Linked DNA regions of Homo sapiens: regions 1 and 2 are each linked to region 3. A link is an interaction called in ENCODE POLR2A ChIA-PET data of the cell type or tissue named here. Cell type or tissue: CD4-positive, alpha-beta T cell. All regions are shown on one strand.

Evidence for each region. Peaks named below come from ENCODE experiments on the same cell type or tissue, not always from the same donor. Only the 100,000 strongest peaks of a DNase experiment are listed, where the experiment ranks them.
Region 1: POLR2A ChIA-PET joins it to region 3 with 13 read pairs; 8 of 35 experiments call an interaction of 5 or more read pairs at or near these places.
Region 2: POLR2A ChIA-PET joins it to region 3 with 19 read pairs; 7 of 35 experiments call an interaction of 5 or more read pairs at or near these places.

What each region holds. Positions count from the first base shown.
Region 1 is chr7:36,784,920-36,792,919 of GRCh38, reverse strand. No RefSeq gene overlaps it. Among named protein-coding and RNA genes, the nearest start is that of AOAH, 64 kb to the right of the region's middle. RefSeq lists an enhancer at 4,799-4,948. In CD4-positive, alpha-beta T cell, no CTCF peak of the experiment used is centred here; DNase peaks (open chromatin) are centred at 4,679 and 7,829; H3K27ac peaks cover 1,272 bases.
Region 2 is chr7:36,772,335-36,780,334 of GRCh38, reverse strand. No RefSeq gene overlaps it. Among named protein-coding and RNA genes, the nearest start is that of AOAH, 52 kb to the right of the region's middle. In CD4-positive, alpha-beta T cell, no CTCF peak of the experiment used is centred here; DNase peaks (open chromatin) are centred at 3,094, 4,464 and 4,864; H3K4me3 peaks cover 1,138 bases; H3K27ac peaks cover 257 bases.
Region 3 is chr7:36,675,064-36,683,063 of GRCh38, reverse strand. All of the region lies in intron 2 of AOAH (acyloxyacyl hydrolase), which reads left to right. Among named protein-coding and RNA genes, the nearest start is that of AOAH, 45 kb to the left of the region's middle. In CD4-positive, alpha-beta T cell, no CTCF peak of the experiment used is centred here; a DNase peak (open chromatin) is centred at 4,413; H3K27ac peaks cover 1,410 bases.

The DNA of each region.
Region 1 (8,000 bases), 110 kb before region 3:
ATGCAACATATTCACAGGTTCCAAGAATTAGAACATGGACATCTTTGATGGGACGGGGCATTATTCTGCCTTGCTATAGAGATATTATGCAATTTGGAGCTAATAAATGGAGTTTGCTGGATTTGAATCTTGGTCTCTTTGATTCCAAATCCTCTTCCATGAACTCCAATGCACATTGCTACCAGTAAAATTCTACCAACAACATCCCTTCCTAAGACCGTCTTCTGTGGCAGGCACGATCTTGGACACTGGTGGTTCATATATGAATAAGAATTAACCACAGCCCCAGACGAGCTCACAAGCTTGTGGGGGAGAGGCACTTGCAAATGTCAATAAATAACTATAATGGTAAGTGAGAAAGAAGTGTATGCAAACGCTGTGGGTGCACAGAGGAGTGAGTGTCTAATTCCACAGGACTGGGAGGCAGTGTGGGATGGGGTTGGAGAGGATATTTGAAGTAGATCTGAAGGATAATTAATTCACTAGGCAAGGGAGGCGGTGAAGGATGCTCCATGCCTAGAGAATGCTGAGAGAGGCTAAGCCATGTAATTGGCTGGATGTTTGTGGGAAAATGAATTCATTTTGTTGTGGCCAGACAGAATGTCTGAGGTGAAAAGATGGGAACTGAGGTTGGAATGGGTTCTGATATTGAAGGGTCTTAGAGGCCATGCTCATGTTCATTGTGGAGAAAACTGACCTCCATCAAAGGATTTTAAGAGAGAGAGAACCATGATCAAACCTGTACACTGGACGCCTCATTCTGGTAACATCTCAGAAGATAAATTTGTTGGCAGGTTGGAAGTGAGGGGGAAGAGGCTGAGGTCAACATCCAGGTGAAAGATCACAGGGGTCTAAGGAGCGCCATGACCATGGGAATGAAGAGCAAAAGGCAGATTGAGACTGTTCTGAGGTGAACTTAGTCAATATTTGTGGCTGTGTCTTGGAAAAGGGTCATGGGGTGAGGGGCAGCAAGGAAAGTAGAGTCAGGAATTCCCCACCAGCTCTGTAACTCGGGGCTACACGGTAGCTCCCTAAACTGAGGTAGAATTTCATCCAAGCCCACCCCATCATTCATTGCCAAGGATACTTGTAAACTCAGCATCACAGATTTCTAGAGGGAAAAGCTTCTCTCTGGAGCTTGAACCTGTTTACAAAATCATGCAGAAGAAATTGCTCACGGTGACTGATGTGATTCCAAATGCTGAAGTAAGATTGTGCATGTGTGTGTATATGTGTCTGTGTGTGTCTTGGGGGAGGTATCCTTTCTCTAAAGCAACTCCTCACATCCCTGCCTGCAGAAGGGGGCTCCCCTTTGCCCCACCACACAGGACCACTGTGAGCAGAGATTCATCCTCCTGCCTCCTTCCCAAGCCACACCAGTCCTTTCATCACTCCCTCTCACCTTGGCATCTCCCCAGCTCTCCAGGGGAAAGCTAGAACTACGATTCTAATGGCCAGTTTGGTCTTGGCAGGATCTGTTAAAAGAAACTAGGTCTTGGGTGTGTATGTGTTTGTGTGTATCGTTGGGTGTCTGTGCTTGTGTGTTTCTGCATGGGTCTGTGCATGTGAATCTAAATGTGTGTTTGTGTTACAGTTGCCAGATTTGGCAAATAAAAATACAGGGTGCACAATTTAATTCGAATTGCAGGTAAATTATTTCAGCAAATCATTCTTTTAGTATAAGTATGTCCGTGTGTATTTACGCATGCCTATTTAGGGCTTATCTGTACTAAAAAATTGCTCATTTTGTATCTGAAATTCACATGTATAACCCATGTGATTATGCGTGCGTGTTTTGTGTAAAAGCCTGTGTGGTTTTGTTTTTGCTCATGTGCTTGGGTGTTTGTGTGTATCTACGTGCATGTTTGTGTATATAGGTGTGTGGTTTTCTGTGTTTGTGTGCTTATGTGGATCTGGGTTATAGGAATCCTAATAAGAGATTTGCCCAAGTCATCTAGGCCTGGAGAAAACCGTCATTCTCAGCTTACCAGAGAAAAAGGAGTCAGATTTTTTTCTGCAGTTAATTAATTTTGACTTTGAACAAATCACTGCCAAGTGAGAAGGCTGAACTAGACTCATTCATTTAGATATTTATTGATCATTCTAGGAGCAGAAGGTGCAAAGGCAAGTAATTCACAGAGGACTCACGGTCTAGAGAAAGGACATCAATACTACTGAGGAGGTTACGACGTAGTAAATGGCACCATAAACATGTATGCCGAGATCCCCACAACTGTGGCGATACCTTCCATTTCTTTGTGTCTGTGAAGCCAGCCCTGCAGTGAAGGCAGGCAGATATTTCATTGTGATGCTTTTATCACTTTGAATCTTTAAATTATGATTATTGGTAGAAGCATGCATGCAGCTCTGATAAACACAGATCGCCCAGGCATCAGCTGCGGGAAGCATTGCTCCATCCGTCAAATATGTTTGTTTTTAATAGTAGCAGTGCTCATGGAAGCCAGGAAATGTCACTGGATTCAGATGTCACTTAAACATCTGAAGCATTTCTCATCACCCTTCCTGTCACCGTGAGCAGTGTACCTTGCAGCGTTAGAGGGCTGCCTGCTTCCCCTGGGGGGGCATCTCAGCTCCCTTCAGAGTCCATGCCTGACGTTTATGCTTCTCCCTAACTTCGACACTGGTTTTGCTCACCCAATATTTTCAGGCTCTGTCTCTCAAAATAAAGTTAGCTGGCTAAGTGAGATATTGGCCATTCTGGCTTGAAATCTGTCTCAAGCAAGCTTTCACACCCCTACAGAAAGCTGCCTTAATATCATAATTGAGCAATTATGTAGGAGTTTTTGAATCTGATGATATATGGTTAGAATACAGGCCAAGCTGTTATCACAAAGAGACCTCAGGGGCTGCGACAAGATAAGTTTGTTTTTCACTTACCTGATAGTCTGAGCTCAAGCTGTCCTGGCTGGTGCGGCAATCCCAGAGGGACAAGGAGCCCAATTCCTCCTGGCTTGATGCTTGGCTGCCCTGCTCGCATCAGTACGGCCCATCACAACAAGCAGAAAGAGGGAGCAGGGAGGCAGCACAAATCCATTTCCTTTCAAAGGCAAGCCTGGACATTGCATGCATCACTTCTGGCTACAGACACAGGTGAGGATGTGGCTGCACCAAGCTTCAAAAGAGGCCAGAATGTGACTTCCTCAGAACTGCCATGGGGCCTCTATTGCTATGGCGGAAAGAAGAGTGGGATGGGGGCAACTGGCAATCTCTGCTCTAAGAGCATTGGTGTCAAAATATTCAAGAGCTCTCCGGACAAATAGCCCTCAGAATACACTTGTCTGTTTGTAGCTGGAGGTGCAAGAACAACCTTAACTGAGTGCCCACTGTGTTACAGACGATGTGAGAATCAGCCAGTGTCTTATATTATTTGATCCTGATAGGCAAAGTGCCTGAGGGGTGGAGTGACTTGCCCAATTGGCGCGTAGGTGCCACAGGAGGCACTTGGACCCAAGGCCTTTCCCACACACCACCCTGCCTCCTCTAATCTCCTGGTGATGGAATGACTCTCTTGGACGTGTGCTGGGTTTTCAGGTGCCAACTCAGCATCACCACCAGCCCTGTCTAGGTCTCCTCTGCACCTCAGAAGCAAAGCAGGAACTACATTTCCCAGAATGCCATTCCCAGGAGGACCCACATGCCAACCCCAGTGAGGAACCTAGCAGAGGCCTTTATCCTGCATTGGTGGCTTTATCCAGCCCCCAGTGCAGAGGGAGCTTCACAGCAGCTTTCCACAGGCTTCTGAGAACCCCTGGCTTTAGTGTTTCAGGCTGAAATCTTGGTAGGTGGCTTCTCAGCCCTTTGCACCCTCGGATCTTCCTATAATACGTAGGCTCCCCCTACCTGGACCACTCAGACTGAACATCACAGACACAGAAGGTAAGATCACGTGATAGTGCGGAGGTCTTTCTCTCTGGCAGAAAGAACATTCAAATTGGAACTGGGTGAACTGACATTCTTACCAACCAAGCTGGCCCTTGACCACATCACTTAAGCGGTATGAGCATCAACATTTTTCACTCATCAAATGCGAATAACAATATCTACAAAATTATGAGGGCCGGGCACAGTGGCTCACTCCTGTAAATCCCAGCACTTTGGAACAACAAGGCAGGCAGATCGCTCAAGCCCAGGAGCTTGAGATCGGCCTGGGCAACATGGTGAAATCCCATCTCTACAAAAAAGAATACAAAAAATTAGCTGGGCACGAAGACATGCACTGGTAGTCTCAACTACTCGGGAGGCTGAAGTGGGAAAATCGCCTGAGCCCGGCAGGTCAAGGCTACTGTGAGTTGTGATCAAGCCACTGCACTCCAGCCCTGGGAACAGAGTGAGACCTTGTCTCAAAAAAATAAAAACAAAAAAATAACTGGGAAGGTCACATGAGATACTATATTTAACAACAATTAGGACAACAAGAAAGTAGGGTGCTGCTGTTATTATTTTTGCTAATAATAATAGCCAAGCATTTTATAGGCATTATTGCATTTAATCCTAAAACAACTCTGGTTATACCATTTCTATTTTACAAACAGGAAAACTGAGAAACAGAGAACTGAATTAACTTGCAAATGATCACACAGCTAGTTCTTGACAGAGCCAGAAACTGAACCCATTCTCTGTAGTTTCAGTGCTCACACTCTTAACCACTATTGATGTGTTTCCTGTTGACACTGACACATTTCAACTAGCTTGTTTATTTTCACCTTCCTCCTCAGCAGCTTACCACAATTACCAAGTATAAAGACTAGCAAGGAGAAGAAATTATGAGCAGCAAGATGTATGAAATAACCTCCTAATAATTTCAAGAACCTAGCATAAAAGTGGTCTATCTGGCAGGGTGCCTAATCCCTGAGTAATTTCAAGGACAACTTACTCTCAACTTGGGGCATCTATGCCCTGCAGGAGACATTTGGAAATGTCTGCAAACATTGTCACAACTGGTGGGGCGGGCATAGGGGGCCAAGGTGCTACTGAAATCTAGTAGGTAAAGGTTTGAATGCCCCTAAATAGCTTACAATACACAGGACTATCCTCCCCGCTCAACAAAGAATTATCTGGCCTAAAATGTCAATAGCATCATTGTTGAGAAAGCCTGCTTTAGAAGGTGTTATGGGATTTCCTGTGCCTAATATGGATCATGTGGGACATTCTCTAAGGCTGTGTTGTCCAATGTGATAGTCATTTGCCACCTGCGACTATTTAATTTTAAATAAATTAATAGTAAATAAAATTAGAAATTTAATTCCTTAGTTGCACTAGCCACATTTTAAGTGCACAATGGCCAGCTGTGGCTAATGGCCACCATATTGGACAGCAGAGAGTCATGGAACATTTCCACCATCTCAGAAAGGTCTTTTGGCCAATACTACTGCAAGATCTTCTCCTGGTCTGAAACCGTATTAACTATCTCAAGCTGTATGTAGTTCCTTGCACGTTATAAAAAAACAAATATTAAACCATGATTTTTAAAACAGATAAAATAGGGCATATTCATGAAACCATAAAAAATGGCCTTCTAAATTAGAATGCTTTGAATATAGTTGATGACATCTCCTCGTTAAGACACTGCTTTATTTGTTTATAGATCATTAAAACTGGGAAGAGGATAGGAACCTAAACCCAGAGTTGGCAAAGGCACTATCAATCGATGTTCAAGAAAAGGACTTGAGGGAGGCAGTTCTAAAATTGTAATCTAAACCAAAAGTTGTAGAATTTTTTAGTTTAAAATAGGATTTGAGTAATCTATTTTGGTTCTGAGTTGTATAATTCTTTTTAGGGGCCACAAAAGTCTTGGAGAATCTGGTAAAATGTGCTGATCCACATCAACAAGCAGATACACACAGAGACCATTTTCTTTTCTTTTCTTTTTTTTTTTTTTTTTTTTTTTTTTATTGTTGTTGTTGTTGTTGAGAGGAGACGGAATTTCACTCTGTCACCCAGGCTGGAGTAAAGTGGCACAATCTCAGCTCACTGCAACCACCGCCTCCTGGGTTCAAGCGATTCTCCTGCCTCAGCCTCCCCAGTAGCTGGGATTATAGGCACCTGCCACCACGCCTGGCTAATTTTTGTATTTTTAGTAGAGATGCGATTTCACCATGTTGGCCAGCCTGGTCTCAAATTCCTGACGTCAGGTGATCCACCCACCTCAGCCTCCCAGAGTGCTAGGATTACAGGCTTGAGCTACTGCGTCTGGACTACACAGACTATTTTCTATACAAGTTGATGTGATTCTTGGCTTCCTAAAGCCCCCTCTGTGTTCCAGTTGATCCCTACACACTACCCTCACTTCACAGATGAGGTAATTGAATGACTGAATGAATCAAGGGAAATGAGGAGTTAAGTGACTTGTCCACAGTTTACACAGCAGCAGGACCTCAAGCAGAGGCGGATATTCCAATTCTCAAGCCTTATCCATTCATTAAGAAATATCAGTTTATATAAAGTAGTAAAGGAACTAATCTAGCGTGTGCTATAAGATACACTTGTACTGTTTGAAGTTCTTCTGCTTGCCTTCTATGATGGGAGAGGATGGGGCAGTACTTAAAAAGAAAAGGAACAGCCTTCAAAGTTGCCAGAGGGTAGAATAGGGAACTACACACTCATTATCCACTCCGCAGACTGAGTTATGAAGCTCTGAACAAAGAAACATGTTCTATGATTTCTGATCTAGAATTTTTTTTTTTTTTTTACCAGAATGCTGCTTCTTTGGTGATACTCCATTGCCTTTCTCCAGACAGCACATTCTCAGTAATAATATGAACTCCTCACCTGATTTGATGGCCTCCATCCTTCTTATTAAGGCTTCGAGAAGCGCAGTTTGTGAATTTGCCTTTGAATAGCTCATTAGGTTATTTGCTTTTGTTCCGGACTCCTGTCTCCTCTCCTGTATTCTGCCTCCTTATTTGTGCTTTTTCTTTAAAGCCAAAAAAAAGCCTAGAAAACTCCCTTATGCAAAATTCCAAATTCAGCTGTGCTTTTACCCGTATACTTAATTATAAGAAGTCGTGCCCGCTCTATACTTGCGGCTTTTCACAATGTGCCATTATGTAGAACAGCAAGCAGAAGCAAAAGGTAGTGAACTTCATTGGCAGTCTAATCCGCACAGAGCTATTGCTATTGAAATGCTGTAAATAGAAATAATATTCAAGAAGAAAGAATTTGCCTCTAGGGCTGTGCCCAATAGATCTACTTACAAACCCCAAACAAAGCCTGTCGAGTCAAGTATACTTAGCCCAGTGTCTGGAACATAGCAATCCTTTTTAAAATATTTGTTGAATGAATTAACTGATTATTTTCATTTTTCCCCTCACCATTCATTCTCTGCTCTCCACCTTCCTTTGCCCACCTCTGTCCTGACCCCCGGGGCTCCTTATTTAGCTCTACTGCTGAGTGGCTTTCCACTGTCTACAGGCCATTGGAGGTTGGAAGGTGGAAGGAGAGACACATGAGGTTTCTCTTCCCATTTCCTCTCCTCCATGTTGCTCTGACATGGCTGTGCCCTCCACAGCTACAGCTTCTATGGTGGCCCCGCCTCCATGGCCCCACCTCTCACTGAGTTCCAGGAATATTATTTCCTCCTTTTTTCCCTTTAGGTTGAAGGAGTTCAGGAAATATCACCCTGAAATGTGCTGCTTGGTATGCTGGTTAGTTCCCACTGGGGGCACTTGAGGAACAGCAAGTACAGGGAAGGGCTTTCTCTGAACTTCCTTCAGAAGGAGTTCAGTTGTCATGACCTCCCTCCCTGGGGAACACAGGAGAGACTTGAGGTTGACACCATGCCCAGACAGACTGTCATCGCTTCCTCTGAGGGCTGCTCAGAGACGGCTGTTATTACCCGAGAGAGGTTTCGTCTGCAGAACAAGACACCCTCTACGCACCACACATTTCCTTCTCCACCCTCCCCTGCCCTGTGTGCTGCCAAGCCCCAGAAGCCCCATGTCCCTATTCCTTCTGTAGCTTAGGATGCTACAGAAGCTTCA
Region 2 (8,000 bases), 97 kb before region 3:
TTACTCCCTGCTCTCATTTTTCTCCAACCCTTCCCTCCACATTTCTCCCATTCTAATATTCAATTCTCCCCATTCTGCCCAACACTCCTCACACCAAGCTGACCAATGAGCTCCTATTGCCAAATCGTGGATGGGTTTTCAGTTCTTATTTTGCTTGACTTATTTGGCATTTAACAATTGAGCACATCTTCATTTTTAAAACTCTGTCTTACATTTGCTTCCACAAAATGCCATCTCCTGGTTTTCCTCCTATTGCTGTAAGGCACATTCTTAGTTTTTTGCATGGAGTGCTTTTCCTCCATATCGCTGCCTTCCATATGTCTGTTCCACAGAGTTCCGTCTCTGGGCCTTTGATCACTTGGTCCTCTCTCTTTAGGAAATCTCATTCGCTCTTAGCTTTCCAATGATAACTCACATGCCGGGCACTGTCACATCTGTATCCTCAGGGCAGAAGATTCTCTTGAGCTCCGAAGAGTAAATCTAATTGCCTCATTATGTTTCTCCTCTGCCCAAACTTATTTCTCCACTTATATTTGATATCTTGGTGAATGCCACCTCCATTCACTCTTTTCCTCAGACATTTTAGAATCACCCACATTTCTTCTGTCTGCCCTAATCCCCACAGTAAGCCAATCATCAAGTCCTGTAGATTCCCAAAAGAGTTCTCAATCTTATTACTCCTTTCTATCATTTTTTTTCCAGAGGCTGAATGACTGCAAAATGTTTCTTAGGTGGATTGCCTGCTTCTTAGTCTTGCCCTTTGTCCCGTATACTGTCCCTGCTTGTTTGCTAGAATATGCATGTTTGAAATTAAGTCTGTCACCAATTAATGATGCTGTCCCATTAAGAGACAGATTCAGGAAAAAGTTAGATTCTGTTACATGGCCACTAATTGTCCTCCTAATCCAGCCCTGCCTTCCTTTCATGCTGGGGCAGACTCTTTGTTGGCCCCATATCTAGTCCACTCTTGATTCTCTCTTGGCATTGTCCAGCTAACAGCTGCATTTCCCATAAGGTAAAGTGTGGCCTTATGTGATGAAGTTTGCACCTTACTTGCTTAAAAGAAAATTGCTTGCCCCAGACTTCTTCACTTTCTATGTCCTTAAGCTGGAACACAAATGGCCATGGCCCATCCCTACCTGCAAAGGTAGAGGAACAACATGGCTCCCAAACATCATCATACAGCAAAGCTACCTGCCAACCTTGGCCTGCTGGATGGTTGCATGAGAGGGAAATAAAAAGCTATCTCATTTGGGCCACTGTATTTTGGGGTCTTTTAATACTCTGCTCCAGTCTTTGCCCTAAATAGTAAACCTGCTTTTTCATTATGTCTTTGTTTTTCTCTTCTCCAGTTGGATTCTATGTCCCATCCATACCAGACAAGTTGCATTCTCCAAATGCTGTGTACCCTCTTGCCCTTCATGTTTATGCACATGCTGTTCCCTCTGCCTAGAGTGTGTTCCCATTTTTCTCTGCCTGAATAACTCCTATTCATGCCTTAGGACTCTGCTGAGGCATCAACTTCCATTTGAATCCTTTTCTAACATACCCCTACACCAACACTGTACACATACACTCCTCTTTGCTCCCACAGCATCCTCACAAAGTCCTGTGATCACTGGTTTACCTATGTGTCTTCCCTTTGTGAGCATCTTGATGGCAAGAGCTATCTTTTATCTCTGACAAGGTCACAAGCCAAAGAATGTGGGCATCTTCTTGAAGCTAGAAAAGGTAAGGAAATGGATTCTTCCCAGCACCTCCAGAAACGGACATAGCTAACCTCTTAATGTTAGCCCAGTGAAACCCATTTTGGACTTCTGGCCTCTGAACATAAGATAATAAATGTGTGTTTTCTAAGCCATGAGATTCATGATAATGTGGTGCAGGAGCAATAGGAAGCCACTAGAAGTATTATCAACTGAATAAACTTGGATAAGTTAGTGAACGTCCCTAAACCTCAGCCTCCTCCTATAATATACAAATAAAATTCACTCCCTGGTGGTGAGTATTGAATTAGATCATTGATATAAAAAGGTTGGCAAAGTGTTTGACATGTAATGAGTGTTCCATAAAGGGTTGTTATCCTTAGTAATATCATCATTAGAATCATCATTACTATTATTGTTTACTAATTTGCCTGGTACATCTGGGGTAGAAAGGAAGAAAGAGACAGAGAAAAAGAGATAGAAAGTAAAATAACAAAAGCCTGCTTTGGAAACCTGCAGGCATATTTGGTTTTAGCTCTTTTGCAATGTGTCTTCTCAACTCACAGAGTGTCTTTCATTTCCTTTTGCTTTCTCTCTCTTGGTTGAGGTAGAAAGATCTATTTTAAATTTAGTCATTTCAAAGTCTCCTTGGCATCGCATAAATGTCGCACCATTAAATATATATTCAATGAGTGCTCAAGCAGGCTGGCTTCCTCGCCAAGAAATGGAGCACTGGAGGTGGGCAGGTGAGACACGACAGACAGCACACCTGCCCGTAGGCTCTGCTGTCCTTACCTACGAGGATTACATTTTCTGAGCTCCAAATGAGGATGTGTGGTCTGACAAACATTTTTTCTCCTGCATTTTAATTTGTTTGTCTGAAAAGGCTGTCACAGACATTAAATTAAATCACATGAAATTCAGTGAATAAGCTTTAATGTGAAGACAAAATTCATGCAAAAATTCAGAAAAAAATATATATCAGTTTTTATAGTATTTAAATTTGAATTACTTGCTACTGTCTAGAATGCAAGGTTTGATTGACACAATGCTGGGTTTTTGCTTTGCTTTGCGTTTCTCTGGTCAGGTGGCCCCTTCTTCAACTCTTTTTCTCTGAGGCATGCTTTTTCCATTCAAATCAGAACCCCACCTTCCCATTAAAGAAACAGGTATGTGATGCTGAGCTCGGCCAGTGATTGGTCCCATGAATGGCACACAATCCAAATGGCGCGAATTCCCTACAGACAGATGAAGAACATGACTTTCTCTCCTCTTGAATAGCAAGTAGTGCAGATGTACATAGAACCTGTTGCCTGCCACGCTTGCTACCACAAAAAGGAAATGCATCTGCAGGAAGTGAAGGAAGCCAAAAACCAGAAGGAAGTAGGGCTGAGAAATGTACAGGAGAAAAAAAAACCCTAATGACACCTTTGAGCCCTCAACCCCAGCTTCACCTGGCGTCACTCACTGCCTCATACTGCTCCGCACACGAGCTGATAAATCTTTTTTGAGTAGGATTTCTGTCACTTGAAATGGAAAAATGGAAAGAGCCCTGGCAAATACAGAGTCATTGCAAAAATATTGTCAAAAGGAGACCTTGGAAGAAACAAGCCCAGAGGTGAGGAAAACAGGCACAGGAAGAGGGAAGAGTGGACAGAGCAGGCAGTAAGATAAAGTGGGAGGAGAATGAGGCTCAGAGTCAGGACCCCAGGGTTAATGTTCCAGCTCTGCCCTTACCAACAGCAGGACCATTAGTGATGCTGCAGCATTTTAGTTTGATGGTCTTCAGAGGGGAAGACTGGGCTTCTGCCGCCATACAGAACATGGAGAGCTGTGGGAGGCTCACCTGGGATAGTAAATGTGAGCACTCTTTGCATTAAAAATGTTAAATGCTTACAGATGGCACTTATTACACGGAAAGCAGCACATTTTAAAAGACTATGATGGAAACAGACTAGAAATGAAAAGGTAGGATTTAAGTAGCTGAAATCTTAAGAGAGGAATATGGAAATCAGTTAATGATTAGATCTCCTTTAAAGTATCTAAAGGGCAGACTTTCTGCTGAATGTCAGTGGCTTGAGTAAAAATACATGCAAAATAAAACATGGAAAAACTAGAAAACAATTCTAAGGCTGTGTATGTGATAGGAATGGGAAGAGAGAAAAAGAGAGGGAAACCAGCATTTGCAAGGTGTCTGCTATATCTGAAACCCTAGGTATCATATATACTATCTCACTTCATCCATGAAGCAACACTACAAGAATCAGGTATTACTGTCCTTATCATATATTTGAGGAAAATAAGTCTCAGAGCTTACATTCAAGCTCAGGTCTTATGATTCTATAACCGAATCACTAGACTACACCAATACCCAGATAATACATTTGAAACTAGAGTTTGGGGGTTAGATGGAGATATGCTTAGTTTGCTTTCCAGATTATAAGAACCAATCAATCAATATTTTAAAGAAGGCTAGAGTTTACTTAAATAAAAACATTTAGTTGTGAATGGTTTTCTGCTGGATTGAAAGTCTAGTGCTTTTATTAGCCCCTAAAAATGTGTTTATCTTTACCTCAGTGTCAAGAATTGTGAAGGGTCTGGGAATTTACCCTACTTAGAAGCTAATAAGCTAGCCTGTTACTATTTTATCAATGTTAGTAGAAGACATAAGACTCCTCAGCCAGAGACAAAGGACTTATTACTCATGGCAAAAAGGGAACCACAATTTCATGTTGGTTTGTATCTGTTGCTTCCCCATACCCACTCTCCAAAGTCCCGTGAGAGTGACAGAGAAACCCCTTGGGGTGCCTGAATATGCCATGGGTTGCATTACAGTAGGGAAACACTGAAATTAGAGGATTCATTGCTTTTACTGTGAGTGGAAGCAAGCCTGTTCTTTGTCTGGGGTAAGATGTTGTCTTAGTCCATTTGTGTTACTATAAAGAAATACCTGAGGCTAGGTAATTTATTTTAAAAAAATAGGTTTATCTGGCTCACAGTTCTTCAGGCTGTACAAGAAGGCTGGCACCAGCATCTGCTTTTGGGGAGGCCTCAGGAAGCTTCCATTCATGGTGGAAGGTGAAGGGGAGCCAGCATGTACAGAGATCACATGGCCAGAGAGGAAGCAAGTAGGGAGGTGGGTGCTGTGCTCTTTTTAACAACCAGCTCTTGGGGGAAGTTCCACAGGAACAAGAGCAAGAACTCACTCATTACTATGAGAATGCCCCCAAGCCATTTATGAGAGATCTGCCCTCATGACCCAAATACCTCCCACTAGGACCCACCTCCAGTATTGGGGATCAAATTTCAACATGAAGTTTGAAGGGGTAAACATCCAAACTATAGCAGATGCTGTCTCATTTCTCAAGATTTCCTGTTGTAAACACAGCTCTGAGAAATGGCCCAGATAATGAGTGGTCAGGCCCTTGCATTGTTGGCATGCCCAGTAGGAGTGCATAGGGAGGCTTGGGGCCATGGTGGATTGCCTCTCCCAGCACCGAGTCCTTCCTTTGGCAACACTGAGCTCCTGATGCCTTCTTGTCCTCTTCAACTACAATTTCATTCCTTCGCTCTCTACTGGAACCATCCTTGCACAGATTTCTTATAGCTGTTTCTCTTTATATTTTCAGATATCTCTCACTTTATTCCCAAAGTTCTTAGAAACGCTTTCTTCATGCCTCCCCCTCAGCACCAGCGTGATACCTTTGTGATGTATTAACTTGGCTGGGCTGGACTACAGCCCCAGAATTCCCTTTCTAGTATGTTTGCAGTCAGGGCAGGCTACAGGGCATATTCTTTCATGGAGTAGGAGGACAGAAGGGAGGAAGCAGTTGCTTTTCCATGTTGTCCCAGTTCTGCAATCTAACACTAATCTAGATGCTACTGTGAAGGGATTTTACGGATAGAAAGTACCTAATCAGTTGACTTTAAGTTCATCAGAAGGGAGATTATTCAAAGCAGACCTGTCTCAGTGAGTTGGAAGCCCTTTAAAAAAGGGCTTAGGGCTTTCCTGGGCTAGAGGCTGCACCCAGTTGCTGACCCTGCAGGTGCCCTCCATTCCCCTTGGATCTTCCTTTTTGACTGACTGCCTGGGGATAGCAGTTCCACCCTGTGCGTATGGGATTCCAGCCTGCTGGTGGTTCATCCTTCCCGTCTACCTGCCCTATGGACTCTGGGCTTGCCAAACCCATTCCTACAACATGCAAGCCAATTTAATGTTTATAATGAACATGTATAATCAAAATACATACCCTATTGGATTTGCTTCTCTGACTGAATCCTGACCAATTCATGCTGAGACTTAATGGAAACTGTGCATTTGATGAGACTGAGACCTTCCTGCCAATCCAACAATATTCTCAGTCTTTATTCTGCATGACCTCTCTATTAACATCTTCTCTTTAAATCACTTTTCCCTTGGAACTGGAAGTACCCTTCAGACTATCTTCCTAGCCACTCCTCCCTCCCTCTCTGTCTCTCTCTCCTTTTATGCTTCCTCTTCTATTTCTTTAATTTTTTTTTTTTTTTTGAGACAGAGTCTCACTGTGTCGCCCAAGCTGGAGTGCAGTGGCACGATCTTGGCTCACTGCAGCCTCCATCTCTTTTGTTCAAGCAATTCTCCTGCCTCAGCCTCCTGAGTAGCTGGGGCTACAGGTGCGTGCCACCACGCCCTGCTAATTTTTGTATTTTTAGTAGAGAAGGGGTTTCACCATGTTGGCCAGGATGGTCTCGATCTCCTGACCTCATGATCTGCCCACCTCAGGCTCCCGAAGTGCTGGGATTACAGGCATGAGCCACCGCGCCCGGCCTGTTTCTTTAATTTTGGTTATTTCCCCAAGAGGATTCTTGCCATGTATTATATGTCTTTCTCCTCTCATACGAATGCTTTGTTATCCTCCTAGTGCATACTTCTCATTTTTACCATCTTAGAGTCTCTTAGTGTAGTTTTTTCCCAGCCCAGTTAATTAAAAATGCCTCAAAATGGATACAAGGCCCAAGGCTGCTTGAATCTTATGTTCCTCTGTACCCTGGCGAAACTGCCTTCATTATCATCATCATCACCATTAATTGAGCCTTGATAGGCACTACATACTATTTAAGGTGTTTTATGAACATTGTCTCCTTTAAACCTTACAACATCCTTATGAGGTAGACAGTATGATTCCCGTTTTTCTTATGAGAAAACTGAGAATTGTGGAACGACTATCTAACTTGCCTTAGGTCCCACATGTAGTAGATGCCAAAGTTAGGATGTATACGCTTAACCCAAGCTCCACCCAACTGGCTATACTGCTTTTGCCAAAAGACATGAGCAGTAAGAACACAATCAGTGAAGACCATTTAAATTCACAGGATCTAACCAAGCAAGGCAGAGCTGAACAGGTAGCTGCAGCTTAAAAGTTAACAGTAGCCTTCAGGTGACTATTGAAACCACTGCAGCCATAGGTCTATCCTAGCTGGTATGATCACAAGTTTCCCTTGCCCTTGGTTCCTAATGAAACTTTGCAGAGTTTCTGGATACCTTTCTGTACCCTCAGACAAAGGACAGCCAGTCTTTGCCTTGCTAAGCTGATTGCCTCCAATGATGAGCAACAGCCCTGCTACCAAATCATACTGTTGCTTTGCTGACACTGTTTCACCGCTCCTGACCCCATGACCTTGACACTATTGAAGCTCAATCACTCTATGTCTGGTAGGCACCATATCTGACACATCCAATAGGCCAGGGGATTTGGTGATCGTTTCTGCTAATGTCAAGTCAGTGCAGTGTTATTGCAGAATCATGGTGCTTAAAACATCCTGCAATAGAGAGCAGTAAAATATTGTTACAAATAGAGGGGAAAAAATTGCCTTCTTCCCAAACAAGAAATTTGGCAACTGTTTTGTCTTGGCTAAAGCCTGTAGGTTCTTGGCATGGTGTTTATTTTATGGGCCAATCATCAAACCCTGATGTGGCTGTGAATAAAAATTATATAGAAATAAAGAACAAATTACAGATATGGCTATAAAAGCCGTGATTCCAAAAGAAGTGTGCCATGATGGGAGAACATCTTGGCTGACTCTTCTCTTGGAAGAGTAGGAATAGGGTAATTACCTGCTAACTATTGAGACTTTTGTCCTCTGCTTCCTGAAGAAATTCTTGTTGATAAATTTACATTTAATCATCTCCTTTATGTTACATTGATGGCTTCAGTTTGCTTAAACATTTATTTAGTTGGTTATGAACTTATTATAAAGTTGGTTTGACAAGTTCACTGCATCAATTACCCCAGCCAGTAGAGTAACCACCACTCC
Region 3 (8,000 bases):
TCTATAAAACTTAGTCATCTAACTAGAAGATAATTTGGTGCCAGCTGTTGTGTATTGATGTTCTCAGGCATGCAGTGTGCTCTCTCAATGTGATTTCAAATATATATTTTCTAATTTTAGGAATGTTTTAGTGTTTGTTCGGTTTCCTTGATTTTGTTTTTTTCTTCTGGGATTTCTATTATCCACATTTTGAATCTTCATTGCCTGTCTTTGCTATTTTGCCTATCTCTTGAATTTATTTTAATCTCTTTATTTATTTTTATCTTAAAATTTTTCCTCCTCTCTACCTTCTATTTCACTTAAGACCTCATCTACTGTTTTCACTTGTTCTTGTATTCATTCTAGTTTAGACTTCACTTCTTTATTCTTTATTTCATGTTTTATTTTTTCCTGAGTTCTTTTATTCCATATCTGAGTTTTTCTAATTCTTATTCTTGCTATTTTTTCATGTCTTATATCATTTTATTAATGCCTCTTAGCTCATTTTAAAATAATATGTTTAGAAATAATATCTTATGTTTTAATCCTTTTTTGGCATGACTTTCTGGCATGCTTTTACTATCTGTAGGGATGTTATTCTGTTCCTTAATCTTTTTCTTCTTATAATAACTTTGTATGGGAGTTGACCTAGATACATTTCTGTTGCTCATTTTTATGTGAAATTAGTTTTCAAAAACTCTTAGAAAGAGAGGCGGTTCGGGGTAGTTTTTCTAAATGCACAGAGCTCCTTCTTCTGTTGTTTTGGGGTAGTGTTAAAAAAAAATTGTGGCAGCTTGCTTTCTGAGATTTTTCTGACTGTTTCCCTATTTACTTTCATCTGGACTTTCTCTATCCCCAAAAGTTACTCCTCAGTGTGGGCCTTGCCCTGGAAGGGAGCTCCAGTGGGTCCCTTGTGGGTGCCAGATGACTCTAGCCACTAATTCCTTCTAGTCTTGAACTCTTTGCATTCACCAGCTATTGATTGGGCAAAACCCCTCCCCGTCCAGTGGCTGTTCTCTAATTGGCCTGCCATGCTTTCTGCTCAACACCTGTCAGCTATCTGGGGATTCTCCTGTTCTCAGTTTTATCTGTCATCCATTGCTTCCCTCTACTTTCTCCCTCACAGAAGTTGATGGCCCATAGGTCTTGCAGTTGCGAAGTGGTTTATTCTCACCTAATTGCACATTGGGGTTCATGGATATACCTAGCTTTGTGGTAACTGCTTTCTGAGGGTTTTCGGTCTTGCTATTCAGGTACTCTTATTTATTTATTTATTTATTTCTGGAGACAGAGTCTTGCTCTGTCACCCAGGCTGAGGTGCAGTGGCGCAATCTCGGCTCACTGCAACCTCTGCCTCCTGGGTTCAAGCGATTCTCCTGCCTCAGCCTCCCGAGTAGCTGGGATTATACCCATCAGGATGCCTGGCTAATTTTTGCATTTTTAGTAGACACGGGGTTTCACCATGTTGGTCAGGCTGGTCTTTAACTCCTGACCTCAGGTGATCTGCCCGCCTCGGCCTCCCAAAGTGCTGGGATTACACTCCTTTTTCTTTTGTAGAGATTCAAAGAGATTTCAAAATTCTGCTGCCTCCACCACCATCTTTCCATACTCCTCCCTTGCGAAGGCTTTAATTTGACATCAATGGTCTACTGTATGCGTTGCTCAGCAAGTTTTTTTTTCACGCAACATGATTTTAAGATCTATACATGTTAAGGCATATAGGCCTAGGTCAAGTCTCTTAATTACTCTATACTTCTTTACCATATAAGTTCTATATTTTATTTGTTTATTCCTCTATTGAACATTCACAATTTGTTATAAGCTTTACTTTGTATTTTCACATCTCCGAGTTACAGAAGAAGAAGAAAAATATTATTACTATTTTACAGAAGGAAAACAGTGAAGAACAGTCACAGTTATCATTAAGCTTTGTTTTAACTGGTTGCCTTTCTGTGTGATAGACAGCATTGGCAGGTATAACCTCAAGTTAGATGTTCTCTTTTTTGGCAAAGTTGCGTCGTCCGAAGGTGAACGACCGACTAAAAATCCTATTTCCTAGATTATTCCCTCTTCTTAATATACTAGCAAAATATAAAACAACCCAAAACAAGATTGCTGGTTCAAGGTACCATCTTAGCTTCTTCTGACTTCGAACAGGAAATGTCAGAGCCTGGTAAGATCAAGTGAGAGGCTGAAAGTCAGATTCTGGTGAAGTGGAAACCGGTATCTCACCAAGGGAAACAGGATAAATATTTTGGTTTTCAGTGATGGGTTGCCTTTTCAACTGGAGCAATTTTAAAGGATTAAGAAGGTTATTGGGAGTTATTTTCATTTTATCAATTCTTGTTTTACCTCCAGCTGAAAATAGAACACTCAGTTCAGGTTAAAGGACACCATGGGCAGTATTGCTTCCATTTTATGGATGAGAAAAACAAGACACAGAAACAGAATGGTTATGTCAGTTGTATGGGGTGGCAAAGATAGACGTTCTCCTAGCTAAGGATTTCTCCTGGAAGACATAATAGGCCTGACCCACAGTGCCTACTGGGATCCAATATTGCATTGCCTTCTGTCTGGTAGGCCAGGTGAATGGGGGACAGAAGGATATGAAATTAAGCACATAAACACACAATTATTTTTAAATTATTTTTCAGTGAAGTATTACTTTCACCTCCAAAGCTAAAAAAGTACAAAAAACAAAGTTTTAGCAGGGAAATCGCGTAAGCACCATTCTTGAGAATAATCTCTTAGTAAATCATGTTGCCTTTCCCTGTGCCCTATAAGACAGTTTTTTTCTAATCGTGCAAAGCATTTCTGACCCTCAGTTTCATCCACTGCTTTTGCCTCTGGCTCTCATTAGGAAGCACCTTGGAAGAATCTCGGAATTGTTAATGGAAAATGATTAATGGAATCATTCTCACTAGTCAGGGGTCAACAGAATCATATGCCCTGAGAGTCTTGCTACAAGTTCACTTTCCTGGGTCACCTATGCAGAAATTTTATCTCTGTGGAATATAATTGTTAAAAACTCATGTAGTCTTAAAAGAAAGAAGGCACTTCATGCCTACTCTGGAGGTTCTGAAAGTCTGAATGCATCCCAGAATATGTACTTATAAAATTGTGTGGTTGGCCGGTTGTGGTGGCTCATGCCTGTAATCCCAGCACTTTTAGGAGGCCAAGGCGGGCGGATCACAAGATCAAGAGATCACGACCATCCTGGCCAACGTGGTGAAACCCCATCTCTACTAAAAATACAAAAATTAACTGGGCGTGGTAACATGTGCCTGTAGTCCTAGCTACTCAGGAGGCTGACGCAGAAGAATTGCTTGAACACTGGAGGTGGAGGTTGCAGTGAGCTGAGATTGCACCACTGCACTCCAGCCTAGGGACAGAGCAAGACTCCGTCTCAAAAAAAAATAATTATGTGGTCCCTTGGTGGCACTGTGCTTCAAGTTTGTATATAATAATTATACATATGTAATAATGTATACATATTATACATATAATAATGTATACATATTATACATATAATAATGTATAACAATATCTGCTATACTTGAGGTAGATAAGGCATCAAATAAAATGTCCTAAGCACATTGAAATGTATACTACAAATAACAAGACCTTTTGGAGTATTTTAATCTCAGCTGAACCACTTGCTATGTTGTGATCTTAAGCTCTCTAAGTCTTAATGTTCTTGTCTATAGAATGAGGATAAAAATAATTACCCCCTCAAAAGATTCTTTTTTTTTTGAGGCCTCAATACTTTTTTTTATTTTTATTTTTTATATATATATTTATTGTACTTTAAGTTCTAAGGTACATGTAAACTAGTTCAACCATTGTGGAAGACAGTGTGGTGATTCCTCAGGGATCTAGAACTAGAAAAGATTCTTATGAGAAAGGAAGTGATGGTAAACATGAAGGTAACTTACAAATTGGAATGTCCTATGTTTTATTTACACATACATCTGTATACACCCAATGTATGATAACTACTTAATTGGTCTTATTTTAACTTTATTTTGTCCTTTGGAATAGCCACATTTTCTTTTTTCCTATGCTGTTCCAAGTCTCTTTTAATCTGTAGAAATTAAATACTCTTGTATGATCCTTGTCACAGGCAGAGTTTAACAGTATAATTTTTACTTTAGCTAAGCTACTGTCAATATGTAAATGCCAAATTTTTCTTCAGGTGTATCAGTAACAATCAGGTTACCATCTGATCATGGCTGACTGGGGATAGCTGGCTCTTTCTGGAGATTTTGCATATTTCTGCTTTGTACCCTTACGGATTGCTCTCAGAATTTAGCTCTCAGAGAGCATTTCCTGTCCCATATCAGCCATTGCTCCAGGGGCCTCTCAAGCTAACAATCACAGAAGACTACCGGAAACTATTCAAATGGTTCTGCTCAGGGAGGAAGGAACCTGCAGCCATCCTCTTTGACTTGAGCTAAACAGAATTCTAACGCGCGCGCGCGCGCACACACACACACACACACACACACACACACACACACACACACACACACACTGCTTATCTTACCAGAAAGAAGATGAATTTTCTCTGCCTTTCAGCCAGTATTAGAACTTTATCAAAGAACACCCTAATGTCCATTTTTAAATTGCTCTGCTCTAGGCTAAGCCAGTTCTGCATTAGCAGTACTTTTAACTTTTTTCCAAAGCTCCTTCATTTAATTTGGAATATCTCTTACAAAAGTCCCCAAACTTAGCAGACATTATAGTGATAGAGACCAAATCCTACACCCACATTTTTCAGATGAGGAAATGGAAGTCCAGAAAGGGGAGGCAATTTCTCCAAGGCCAGAAGCCAGTGGGCTGGTACTGAATGAAATGCAGGTCTCTGAGTATACTGTGACATCAGAGCTTCTTGACCCTCTCCACAGTAGCACCCCTAAAAAGGATCCCAAGGGAGAGGGAATCTGTATTTAAACACTTTTATTAAGCTACAATTCACATACTGTACAGTTCACTCATTTAAAGTGTACAATTTAGTGACTTTCAGTACAGTCATAGAGTTGCGTGTTCATCAGTCACCACAATCAATTTTAGAACATTTTCATTACACCAGAAAGAAACTACATGCCTTTTAGCATCCGCCCCCAAACACCCACTCTTTCCAGCCCTAAGAAACCACTAATCTACTTTCTGTGTCTATGACTTTGCCTGTTTTGGGCATTTCATATAAATGGAATCATACAATATCTGGTCTTGTGTGACTGATTTCTTTCCCTTAGCATAGTGTTTTAGAGATTCACTATGTTGTAGCATGTATTATAACTTTATTACTTTTTACGGCTGAATAATATTGCATCGTATAGGTATACCACGTTTGTTGATCTATTAGCTGATAGGTATTTGAGGAGTTTACATTTCTTGGCTATTATGCAAAATGCTGCTATAAATATTTGTGTACACATTTCTGTGTGGACATATGTTTATATATATATATAAACTGGATCACATTGCTGGATCATATATAAACTGGATCATATTGCTGGATCACATAGTAACTCTATGTTAAACAGTCTGAGGAGCTGGTAGGCTGGTTACAAACTGGCTGCACGAGTTTACATTGCCATCAGCATTGTACAAGCTTTTGATTTCTCCACATCCTCACCAACACATATTATTCTCTCTTTTATTATAGCACATTATAGTGGACATGAAGTTGTATCTCATTTTGGCTTTGAATTGCATTTCCTTGGTAGCTAATGATGTTGAGTATCTTTTCATGTGGCTTTTGGACATTGGTATATCTTCTTTGGAAAACTGTCTATTCAGATTCTTTGTACATATTTTAATTGGACTATTTGTCTTTTTATTATTGAGTTGTAATAGTCCTTTATATATTCTAGCACTGTGATAGGTCATTTGATATATGATTGGCAAAAATTTTCTCCCATTCTGTGGGCTGTCTTTTTACTTTCTGTTGGTGTTCTATGAAGTGCAAAACTTATTGTTATTTTAATGAAGTCAAGTTTCTCTGTTTTTTTTTTCTTCTTTTGCTTGTGCTTTTGGTGTCATATCTAAGAAAACGTTGCCTAACCCAAAGTCAGTAAGATTTATGCCAGTGTTTCCTTGTATGAATTTTACGGTTTTCACTCTTACATTTAGGTCTTTGACCCGTTTTGGGTTAATTTTTGTATATAGTGTGAAGTAAGTGTCCAAATTCATTCTTTTGCCTGTGGCTGTCCAGTTGTCCCAGCACCATTTGTTAAATTCCTCCAATGAAATGGTCTTTGCACTTTTGACTAAATGTTAGGGTTTGTTTCTGAACTATTGATTCTATTTCATTGATCCATATGTCTGTCTTTATGTTAATACCATGCTATCTTGATTACAGTAGCTGTCTAGCTTTGAAATTGTTTCCCAATGTCAGTCCTCCAACTTGTTCTTCTCTTTCAATATTGTTTTGGTGTTCTGAGTCGCTTGACTTTTCGTATGAATGTTAGGATCTGCTGCTCAGTTTCTGCAAAGAAGTTAGCTAGGTTTTTGGTAGAGATGGCATTGAATCTGTGGATCAGTTTGGGAAGAATTGCCCTCTTAACAATATTAAGTCTGCCAATTCATGAATATGGAATGTCTTTCCATTTATTTAGGTCTACTTTAACTTCTTTTAACAATGTAGTTTTCAGAGTATATATTTTGCACTTTTTTTGGTTAAGTTTGTTCCTAAGAATTTAGTTCTTTTTGATGCTACTGTAAATGGAATTGTTTTCCTTAATTTCAGTTTTTATTTGCTCACTTCTGCTACATAGAAATACAATTGGTTTTGCATATTGATCTTGTATCCTGCAGCTTTACTGAACTTATTTATTTGTTCTTATAGTTTTTAATAGATTCCTTAGGATTTTCTACATGGAAGATCATATCAGCCACAAGATAGTCTTACATCTTTACTTTCCAATCTGAATGCTTTTTATTTCTTTTTCTTGCCTCATTCTCCTGGCTAGAACTTATAACGTTGAATAAAAGTAGTGACTGCAGATATTCTTATATTTTCCTGATAGTGAGGGGACAGTATTTAATTTTTCACCACTAAATATCATGTAAGTTGTCAGGTTTTTTGTAGATAACCTTTATTAGGTTGAGGACATTCCCTTTTATTCCTAATAAAATCATGAAGCAGTGTTATATTTTGTCAAATATCTTCTGCCTATATTGGATAATCATATGGTTTTTTTTATGTTGTTGATATGGGAGTAATACATTAACTGATTTTCAGATGTTAACCCAATTTTGCATTCCTGGGATAAATCCCACCTGATCATGGTGTATAATTTCTGTATTGCTGGATCTTATTTGCTAGTATTTTGTTGAGGATCTTTGTGGTTATATTCATGAGAGATTTGGGTCTACATTCTTTCGGAGGAAGGTTTCTGGTTTTAGTATCAGGGTAATATTAACCTCATAAATAAGTTAAGAAATGGTCACTCTGCTTCCATTTTTTGGAAGAATTCTTGATAAATTGTTAGTAATTCTTTAACTTTTTTGTAGATTTGCCAATGAATCCTATCTGGTGCAGCTAGCTGGTCTTAGGCTTTCCTTTGTGGGAAGTTTTTAATTACTAATTCAATCTCTTTACTTGTTATATGTTTCTTAAAATTGTCTATTCTTGAGTCCATTTGGGCATTATGTGTCTTTCTAAGAATTTTTTATTTTATCTAAGTTACCTAATTTATTGCCATGCACCTGTTCATAACATTCCATTATAATCCTTTTTATTTCTTTAAGGTCACTCATAATGTGAGGACACAGTTTTAATTGCCTACTTCAAAGGCACAATTTATTTATTTATTTATTTGAGACGGAGTTTCACTCTTGTTGCCCAGGCTGGAGTGCAATGGCACGATCTCGGCTCACTGCAACCTCCACCTCCCGGGTTCAAGCGATTCTCCTGCCCCAGCCTCCCTAGTAACTGGGATTACAAGCACCTGCCACTACACCCAGCTAATTTTTTGTGTTTTTAGGAGAGACGGGGTTTCACTATGTTGGCC